2 separate regions of the Mus musculus genome follow, and region 2 is linked to region 1. Evidence: chromatin contacts called from ENCODE Hi-C data. All regions are on one chromosome and are shown on one strand. The core of a region is the stretch at or near the end of the contact, and the rest is flanking DNA. Distances in the headings are between cores, read along the strand shown. Region 1 has its middle 100 kb from the start of Spry2. Region 2 overlaps Gm29871 (a long non-coding RNA gene).

Region 1 (5,045 bases), core at 1,659-4,158:
GAAGCCTCGTGACTGGCGAGGGGGTGTGGCCTGCTGTGCGTGGATGGGAACTGAGAGTATAAAAGAGTGAGAGGCCCAGGGTTCGGGGGAGATATAAAAACAAGGGAGATATAAACAAGGGAGATATAAACAAGAAGAAACAGGACTGAATAAATGTGTGCAGAAGGATCCTGTAGCAGCGTCATTCTTCCTGGCCAGTTGAGCGCACGCAAGAATGTCATCCTTGATTCTTGTTCCTATACCATTTTTGAAGGTCGCTGATTTTATAACAAACTAAAATTTCAAAACTTTCTACTTTTTAATCACCTTTTTCTTTACTACATTTGTAAGTAATAAGTGCTTTATACAATCAGACATGATCAATGACCCCGTTTGTCTCTGAAGCATATGCTAAGCTTGCTGGGGTTTACTACATATTACATAGCAAATAAATGCTGCTTGTAGTAGCTTCATTGTTTCATAATATGTTAAAAGGTCATAAGGAAAGACAACAGTCCAGGGTGTGACAACAGCAAGTAGGTATATTGCATGAGAAAAAGATCTTTGAAATAAGAAGGTCTGGAAACTGATGGGTCAGGAGAGTAGAAATACCTTCATAGAAGCAGGCTGAAATCACTTACAGTTTGGCAGGATTAATGTTACCCCAAGAGAACCAGTTGTTAAGTCTTTACTAATTGATGTGACATGGTCTACTGTCCCTAGGTCTGAGGTGACTCCTAGAAGCATGAAAGCCTACTTTTCTGATATCCTTTTTAACTGGACATTCAGGCTTTGCATACCTCCTCACGGCAGACCCCCGTGATACCTGTCAACTTAAAGACATCTAACCATCCCCACGAGTAACAAAAACATATTTCCAATGATGCACTGCCCTCCAAATCCCAGAATCACATAGTCTCCTACTTATACATCTTCATGAAATGTTTACAAGAATATAAATTATATCCATCCAAATATTAGATTTTTCTCACAGTATATTGCTGGATAAGGAAGTGTCAACACCACTTTCAATTGTGCTATCTCATCCCATGCTTCTGTAAGTTGAACATATGTTGTCTCTACTTTCTATTTTCAAATTGCATTTATGTATGTATTATATAATGTATGTATGTATTCGTGTATGTATTTATATATTTATATAGGTATACATGCATTTATGTAGGTATGTCTATATGCATGCATTTATTCATTCATTCACTGTGGGGGAGGGGGTGTGAATAATTTCGGGTGCATGTGAACTGCGGCGTGTCTGAAAATGGCCAGGTACAACTTTTAGGCACAGCTGTTGCTTCTGTTGTCCAACATGCTCCAAGTTAACTGGCCTGAGTGCTTCCTACCCTACTAGTGCGCTGGTCTCCACCTCCCACATCACCATAGGTACCTGGCCTTAAACATTCGCATCACTACACTGTTTTGTTTTAAATGTACCTAGCTTTTTCTTTTTTAACCTGTGTCTAAGAAACCAACTCAGGTCACCATGCTTGGGAAGCAAGCACTCTTACCTGCTGAGCCACCTCCCCAGCACTTGTTTGTTTCTATTTTCTAACTTAGATTTGCCTATTCCATCACACTTTTTATAAAAGTGTACTTCAGATTTCTGGAATAGATCTTACCATCAGTTCTCTCTCCCTCTCTCTCTCTCTCCCTCTCTCTCTCTCTCCCTCTCTCTCTCTCTCCCTCTCTCTCTCTCTCTCATTTAAGATTTATTTATTTATTTTATGAGTATATTGTCTCTGTCTTCAGAGACACCAGAGGAGGGCATTGGATCCCATTTCAGATGGTTGTGAGCCACCATGTGGTTGCTGGGAATTGAACTCAGTACCTCTAGAAGAGCAGTCGGTGCTCTTAACCTGAGCCACCTCTCCAGCCCTTACCGACAGTTTTCTAACTAGTGCCTTTTTGTTTTTCTTCCTTTGCCTTTTGTTTTCTTTTGTTTTTGTTAAAGAGTGATTAAAGCAGAAATGACTGAATGACTGGAAGAAGATCCTACTAATTAGAAATTACTAGTACTACTACTACTATCCAATTTTCAGTATTTCCAGTTAATAGAAATTGTGTGCATGTGAAGTTTCAGGAAAGTAGATGTCATTGTGCATCATGATAACTACCCCCCCCCCAAAAATGAGGATTTTTCCCCTATCTACTAATATCTATGATATTACCATATTGTATCAAACTATCAGTTTGATACTTTCACTCAGGACTTTCGAGCTTGAGGAAGTAGTATAGAAGGACTTCTAGTTATGCTGCTCAGCAACAACACAGCCGAGGGTACCTTTCAGGCCCGAGATGACTGTGACACACGCTGTAATGGTGGTGTACTCTGCATATTGTTCTGATCCACCACCTTGGCTAGCTGACTGCATGCCATTGCTTCTCACAGATTCTGTTTCTACCTTCCTGGTTATAGAAATATTCCTAAATATGTGGAAAATCATATTAAGTTAATTACATGTTGTACTGGTGCCATTGCAAATGTTAATGAACACAGGTCATTAAAGATATCATTATCATCATTTAGAGCAAAATAGTAGGGGTTGTAACCAAAACAAAAATGTGACAGAAAGGAAAGGGTTATTTCTTGGGGAAGGGTTAAAGTTCATAAGGATTTGTTGTTAATTAGGATTTTAATATATCTAAGATGATGTTTTATAGCCTGGCTTTAGCACATGCAAACACAATAAACAAAAAGGAATAATATGAATAAAGTGTTAGGCAGAAGGCTGGGCTGGGTGAGATTTGTGGTGGTGAGAATAATTGCTGCTTTATAGGAGTTGACTGGGGGGCTTTAAGAGAATGCTATGAGAGTCATGGAGTAGACAGATGGATGACTCTGTATGAAATGTCAAGGATAAAGATAGAGAACTGAGTCATCAGGAACTAAACTCATGAGAGGAAATGAGGTCACTCTCAGAGAGTCCACAGCGTGAGAACAGTGGATCGGGAATGGACATCTGGAGGATGCCATAATTTAAGAGATGAGTTAAGGAAGCGAGGTCTAGAAAATAAATCACATCGCTCTGGACCAGTTTCTTTCCTGATGAGATGGCTTGACTTTAATTATTCTGTCTCGTTCCTGCGGTCATGCTGTGCTATTTGAAAATCATTTTCCTTTCCTCAGAGTCTCCTTCTCTTTGGGTAATGATTTTGAATGATTATTATCTGCCTTAGATTCAAACCCCACCTTCTTTTTGGATACCTCTATGAATAATAAATTTCTCATCCCTTTAGGCAATCCTGTCAGAGAGGAAATCTCCAAAGGTAACACAATGAAAAGACTTTCCTGAGTCTAAGACCCCCACACGAATCCTTGTGTTTCTAGATTCTCTACTTTCCCCAGGGCCGTGCAAAACATACAGGCTATGAGAAGTGCAGTCCTAATTCAGAACCAAGTAAGGATGGTTTGAGTCCCAAGGGACACTACCAGTAATTCCCTAAACATCTAGCATTATATTTTTGTCTGTTATCTTATATCAAACAAATGTTGTTAGCTAAAAATGGGCATTGTGTTGAGGCAAAACTTTTTCATCTGCTTTCTAGAATTAATTGTTGCTTTAGAATATGCATCTCCAGTTGACAAATAAGAAATGACTTTTAAAAAAAAAAATTATTTTGGGGTTGGAGAAGGATCAAGGAGAGATTATATATTCCAGAGTCTCAAAATAAACCAGACAATTCCTCATGAATGAAGCATGGGAGGAAAAGAAGGGCAGTACTGCTGGACAGTCAGATAAAGAACACACCTGGGAAAGTAAAATTTCCAACCAGAGATGAAAGTCGTATATTGCCACAAAGTTCTACTCAAGACAAGAGCACTAACGCTCTTCCAGAGGACCCAGGCTTGGTTCCCAGCACCCACAGGGCAGCTCATAGCCATCTATAACTCCAGTTCCAGGGAATCCAATGCCCTTCTCTGACCTCCACAAATACCAGACAGGCACTCATGTAGTACAATGACATACATATAGGCAAAACACTCATACACATAAAGAAATAATATTAAGCTGAGCATGGTGGCACATGCCTTTAATCCCAGCACTCGGGAGGCAGAGGCAGGCGGATTTCTGAGTTCGAGGCCAGCCTGGTCTACAAAGTGAGTTCCAGGACAGCCAGGGCTATACAGAGAAACCCTGTTTGGAAAAAAAAAACAAAAAAAACAAAAAATAATAATATTTAAAAAAAAATACTAGTGGAAAAGGGGGGTAATTTCTTGGGATTATCAGTAACAGAGGAGCTCTTTACAATTTATAAAACATTTTACAGTAAGGATCGCTTCACTTAAAGTCAAAGGTAAAGGGAAATTGCATGGGTGAAACTTGGGGGAGCATAAAGGAACAAAGAGACCAGATAGAAGCATTTAGAATCAATCAAACATCACTGAAACAAGGTCTGTGTCCTGGCCGGTTTTGTGTGTTACCTTGACTCAGGCTAGCGTTATAAAAAAAGGAACCTCCCTTGAGGAAATGCCTCTATGACATCCAGCCGTAAGACATTTTCTCAATTAGTGATCAAGTCTGCATCAGCTCCTGCTTCCTGGCCTCCTTGAGTTCCAGTCCTGACTTCCTCTGGTGAGGAATAGCAATGTGGAAGTGTAAGCTGAATAAACCCTTTCCTCCCCAACTTGCTTCTTGGGCATGATGTTTTTGTACAGGAATACAAACCCTGACTAAAACAGTCTGGAAGGCCAAGGTAGAAAAGGCAGGGAAGAGGACGTTTGTGTCAACTGACCCCAATAGAGATGGAGTCAGAGGAGAACTGCAGTATAGTGGCTGGTGAGGTTATCATCTAGCCATTTAAGTCCATGGCAATAGCTATTCCTATACAGTGATGAGGGAGAACGGCAGAATACACTGTGTTGTTGAAATAATAAGGGAAGAGAAATTATAGGGATTAATCAAACCCTTTGCTTACAAGACAAAATGTGAAGAGGTTTGTTTGTTTTGTTTTCAGGAAGAGATCTGAGCATTGTATTTATGTGACTGGTGTAAAAACTCTCCTTGAGTTGCCAAAATAAATGGGAGAAGGTATTGAGTCTAGAAGGCCAA
Region 2 (5,045 bases), core at 684-3,183, 500 kb before region 1:
TTTTTCCATTACGTGGTAAGATCATTTTAACTCTTTTAGTGTATGTGTATAATATATGTGGACCTTCTGTAGTACTAGAATTCCACATGACTTTTTCAAAAGTTCTTTGGAGTTAAGCCTACTCTCTTATCTACCCTACCCCCTTCCTCCCACCCCAGCTTAGACCTTCCATTCTGCATTTTAACCCTTTGAACCAGTAAACTCTATCTCCCCTCTCTTCTCTCTCTCTCCCCACTTCCTTTAGTAATTCTCTGACTTTTGTGGTTATTCTAAATGAAACACACATAGCTGTAGATTTAATACTGGCATCCACAGATAAGAGAAAACATGTAGTAACCTTTGTCTCTCTGTGTCTAGGTTATCTCACTCAAAATTCTTGTTTCCAGCTTCAAGCAAGTTACCTGCGAACTTCATAATTTTCTTTTTAATGACTGCTGAATAACAATCCATTATGTGAACATATACTTCCATTGTTCATTCATTGTTAGCAGATGCCTGCACTCTTTTCACTTCTTGGCTAGTGTAAATAGAGCATCAGTGATCTTGGCTCATCAGGTATATCTAGAGGAGGGTACGACATTTCTATAAAATAAAAACTATATGTAAATGACTACAGATTCATATCCCACTAAATGATTTTACAAAGTCCAGTATATAATGTGATTTTCTCTTGATTACTGCATTGGCTACTTTTCTTACTACTGTGACAAAACGCCTGACCAAGACATAGGGAAATAAGGTTTTCTCTACCTCACAGCATAAAGATATGGTGAGTAACCAGAGAGGGTGTCGCAGCAGAAGCACCCAGTGGCTGTTCAGCGTCTGCAGTCACCGAACTCTGTTCACCTTGCTTCCCCAGCCCCCTTTTGTTCCAGTCCATTCCCTAGCCATGTAGACTTCCCTGTCCACATTCAGAGCAAGTGTTCCCCCTGAGAGTGCTGTCATATACATACCATGGATGTGTCTTTTAAGTGACTAGAAAGCCAGTGAGGAAATCGAGACTAAACAGCACTTGGTGATGATGGTGATAAATGAACATTAAAATGTCATGATAATCAGACTGAGGGTTCAGTCAGTAACTGTGGCATTAGCATGAAAACCTGAGCTCAGATCCCAAAACCCATGGGGGTAAAAAGATGGTGTGGTTGCACCCCTCCTCAGTAAGTTATTCAGAACTGATCAGTCCTAACTGGACAATCAGCGTTCTTCAGTGGAGTGGCCCTGAGTATATCAACCACGCTGCAGCGTTGGTCTATGCTGTCCAGCGCACATTGAACTCCGTAGGTAGTCCAGCTTAGTTGCAACTAGCTCTCTTTACATAATGATTCATATCTATAACTTCAACACCCCTGTAATTTTCAGAGTTGGGAATTCATGTGGTGTGAGGTGAGGTATTTTCTGTCATCTGTCTGTTTTGTCCGTTTAGGAGGTAGTGTGCAAGGAGACTGGAGTAGAGAAAGGAAGGCAGAGGATGATGTAGTTAAGGCTCAGGAGAGAGAAGGACGACACACAGCTAAGATAACGCTTTTTCTATTACTACCATTCAGTTTTTAAACTGAAAATAACACATTTTCTATTTTGACCGTTTAATATTTAAACTTCCGTTCTCATTTCTCAAAACTAAATTAGAAGTAATACTTTGAAAAAAAAAGAATATCAGCTTTCTGCGCAGAGGACAAGAAGAGAACTCTAGGTGAGCTTGCTAGGACTATCACAACAAATTAAAACATGTAGATTCCTTAAAGTGCAGAAATGTTTCCTTGTGGATCTGGAAACTGGAAGTGCAAGATCAAGGTATCAGCGGAACGGACCTCTCTCCGTAGATGCCTCTGCTTCGCTTGTAAATGGCAAATGGTGTGACGTCACACACGATTCTCTGTATCCTCGCCTCATAAGGACTCAGGAGTAATGGCAGGTTCCCCACCCTTCTTATCTAACTATAAAGACCCATCATCTCCAAACACAGCACAATCGCGCTCTTGAGGTACTGGGATCAGCACACCAGCCTGTTAACGTGGTGGTAAAGGCTGCAGAAGGGAGCCTGGAAACAGAGTGACCGATACAGTTGGAGGTGGGGAGAAGGGAATAGAAACACATCTAACTTACAACGAGGCATCCTGTAAGGCTAAAGTCACCTGAAACGTCATCATCATGGTGCCGTTTAAGCTGCCCGGATGCTGAGGAGGGTGGGAAAAGGAGACCTTCTTTCATTCCTCTGACTCTTTCGCAGTTTACTCTGTGAAGGAAATATTCGGTGTTAACATGGGGAAAGTTGTTGACGCGTATGCATCCTTCATTGAGAGTCTAAGATAAACAAGTTCAAGTTGAGAAGTGAATTGCGTATGTAATTGCTCATCTTTCATTAGAACACTAGAGGGCGCCCTTCTCTTCTGTTAAAACACTGCTTCGAAATGAGTGGAAATAACAGGAGGGATTGCTCTGTAAAAATCATGGTTTTGTTTGGATAATTATGGGCTTGCTTCCACGTTCATTCCATTCTAATTTTTCTGATACCAAAACCAGCATTTTAAGTAATACTAAGCAGACTCGTAACTGAAAGGCCAGAAATAAGTATCGTGGCCGAGATCCTTAAGCCTGAACAGCTGCTAAGCACAGCCGGGAACAAGTGTTTTGTACCTCTTGCAATTGTCTGTTGAGTGTAATCAGCCTACGTTTCTGTGTTTAGGATTAGGGAGGGTCCTCCATGATTGTTTTCTGTATCTCACGCTCTCAAGTGAAGAGCACATTATTCTAGATTGGTGCATCTTTTAACAAGAGTGTCAAGGAGACCAGCCAAGCATTAAACATAAGAACCAAAATTTCAGCGTGGCCCAGATAGTGTTAATGACCAATATTTCGTTAGCATTTCTGATGTCAAATACCAAGCACTTTATTAAACTATTTTAGGGACACTATTGTGAACGGCTGTATTTATTGTCATGTTTAATATGGAAAGTGTTATAGCATTATGAAAAAAACAGATAGCCTATGACGAAAGGTGGCTTTGTCTCTTGGCATTACTGTATAAACATTTCATACCCTGCATACTTTATAGAGTTTTACTTCTAACAGTTTTGAAAGCTAGGGGTTTTGACTGTAATGTGCCTATAGTGGCAGAGTCTAAGGGCCTGGTCTCTGCTTTCAAATGACAAAAAGAAACCTGTATCAGCACACAGGGAAAGACAGAGGGACAGAAGGACTGGCCTGTTCTGGTTAGCACTTGGATAAAGTTGATCTCATTGGTGGGAGGAACCTGTATCAGCACACAGGGAAAGACAGAGGGACAGAAAGACTGGCCTGTTCTGGTTAGCACTTGGATAAAGTTGATCTCATTGGTGGGGGGAATGGGGCCTCCTGACTCCTCACTCTGACATCCCTTACAAGCCCTGTTCTTTAACCTACCTATAAAGTGGGGATTTTCTTAGACACATTTACTCCCTAGCAAAAGCCATTTGCAGATTTTAAGAAATGCTATGGAGTTTTGTTCGTATTTCTCTCAGGTAAGAAAGAATAAATTTGCGAGGATGGCTTTTGTGACCTGTTGGTGGCGAGTGTGGTAATGCAGGGGTCTGCCCCTAGAGTGGATGAGAACAGTGAGACATATTCATTTTGAATACCTGATAAGTTTGAGAATATTCACCGATTCTGAAATCATGTCGATATTCTGCTAATTATTATCCATCCCAATTAAAAATCTGAGGGTTAGATTTTTTTTCCAATATGCAATTTTAAATCTGTGATACTAGACTGACACCATCAATGTTATCTCTGACCTAAGCACCTTTCAAGTGCTTTTAGGTTGAGAGAAGTAGGGTAGCCCAGACTTAAGTTCCCAGAACTGCCATGCAAAGCTCAGAAGAGCTGGAGGGATGCTGCCAGTCACCAAGGAGACCAATTGCTAAATATCCTAAGCAGAGCTAAGTGCTATGTACAAGACCATGTCCATATGACAACATCTTCACCATGGAGAAAGTTCCCAGGATTTTATAGTGAACATTCTGCAGACCGTTGACCGACCTTGGAGTCTTATCAAAAGGAAACGCTCTGGGAACACTAACTCTGCATCGGGTACAGACCAACAAAAACAATGGGTAAAAGGGATGCTGGTATAGATTGTATTGACGGAGCGCATCTTATTCATATCAAATGGCAAACTTGTAAGGACATTACTAGAACTGTTACCTGTTTGTATTGAAAGAAGCAGTGGGAATATTAAAGAAAAGGAGGCTGACAATTCCCTCAAGTTAGTGGCACGAAGCAGATTGATATACTCACTCAGGAGCGAATGTGTGATGGTGTTCATGAAAAAAAAAAAAGTGGGAGGAACCAAGAAAACGGGTTCTAGTGAGAGTCCGTGCCAGTGCGCGCCCTCTGCCTCGTCCATAATGCAGCCTCACAGAATGATTGCACAAGACTTAATTTTTCTAAACAAGACAACACCTTCAAAACAAATTGAAGACTTCCCGGTTTTTTCACGATTAGATTGCAAAATTTACCAGGCCGCATTTTCCTTCATTTCTCTACTCCCAGCCCTGTTTTGAAAGGAGGATGTCTATACCTTCCTTTCAGGGCACACACTACACTTCAAGCTGTGTGTAACAACAACATGTAACCTGCGGGTTTACTTGCACAATGAAACAAATGCACAACAAAGTGGTGTATACACAAATGAACCAATACCCAGCTCTCTAAATTAACAGTCAGGGAAACAAATAGCACTGTATATGCTCTTTGTGTAATATATTAGACATTACTGACATATGTTTATTTTATTTTTATCCTACTCAGTCTGTATGTTACTTGTATATATGCTTTCTGAAGAAATGAAAAGGAATCATAAATTGAACATCTACCTCAAAATGCCTACAACGCAAGGAAATTGGTATATTAAAACATATAAATATATATTTAAATGAACTTTTGTCACTAGGGTTGACAATGGGAATTCTGAAAGAACAAAAATGTCCCATGAGAAAAACATTGTGAGGAGCGAAACAGACTCGGGCTCCAATCCCTAATGGAAATGCTCTGAGACCTATCTTCCA

What was found. A loop is a pair of places that touch in the nucleus more often than their neighbours do.
Region 2: a loop to region 1 is called in a map of left cerebral cortex, with 2.8 times the contacts of the local background. The contact joins two enhancer-like sites. A Hi-C loop is called at or near these places in 1 of 37 maps with a recorded cell type or tissue (left cerebral cortex).

The regions. Positions count from the first base shown.
Region 1 is chr14:105,997,863-106,002,907 of GRCm38, reverse strand. No RefSeq gene overlaps it. Among named protein-coding and RNA genes, the nearest start is that of Spry2, 100 kb to the right of the region's middle. Within about 2 kb of position 2,908, at least 1 of the 3 ENCODE cell types and tissues checked has a DNase peak (open chromatin) inside an H3K27ac peak, as active enhancers do; it is left cerebral cortex, where a contact is called at or near this core.
Region 2 is chr14:106,498,124-106,503,168 of GRCm38, reverse strand. Gm29871 (a long non-coding RNA gene) reads right to left here. Exons shown (of 5, transcript XR_874942.1): 3 at 2,136-2,236. Among named protein-coding and RNA genes, the nearest start is that of Gm29871, 14 kb to the right of the region's middle. Within about 2 kb of position 1,933, at least 1 of the 3 ENCODE cell types and tissues checked has a DNase peak (open chromatin) inside an H3K27ac peak, as active enhancers do; it is left cerebral cortex, where a contact is called at or near this core.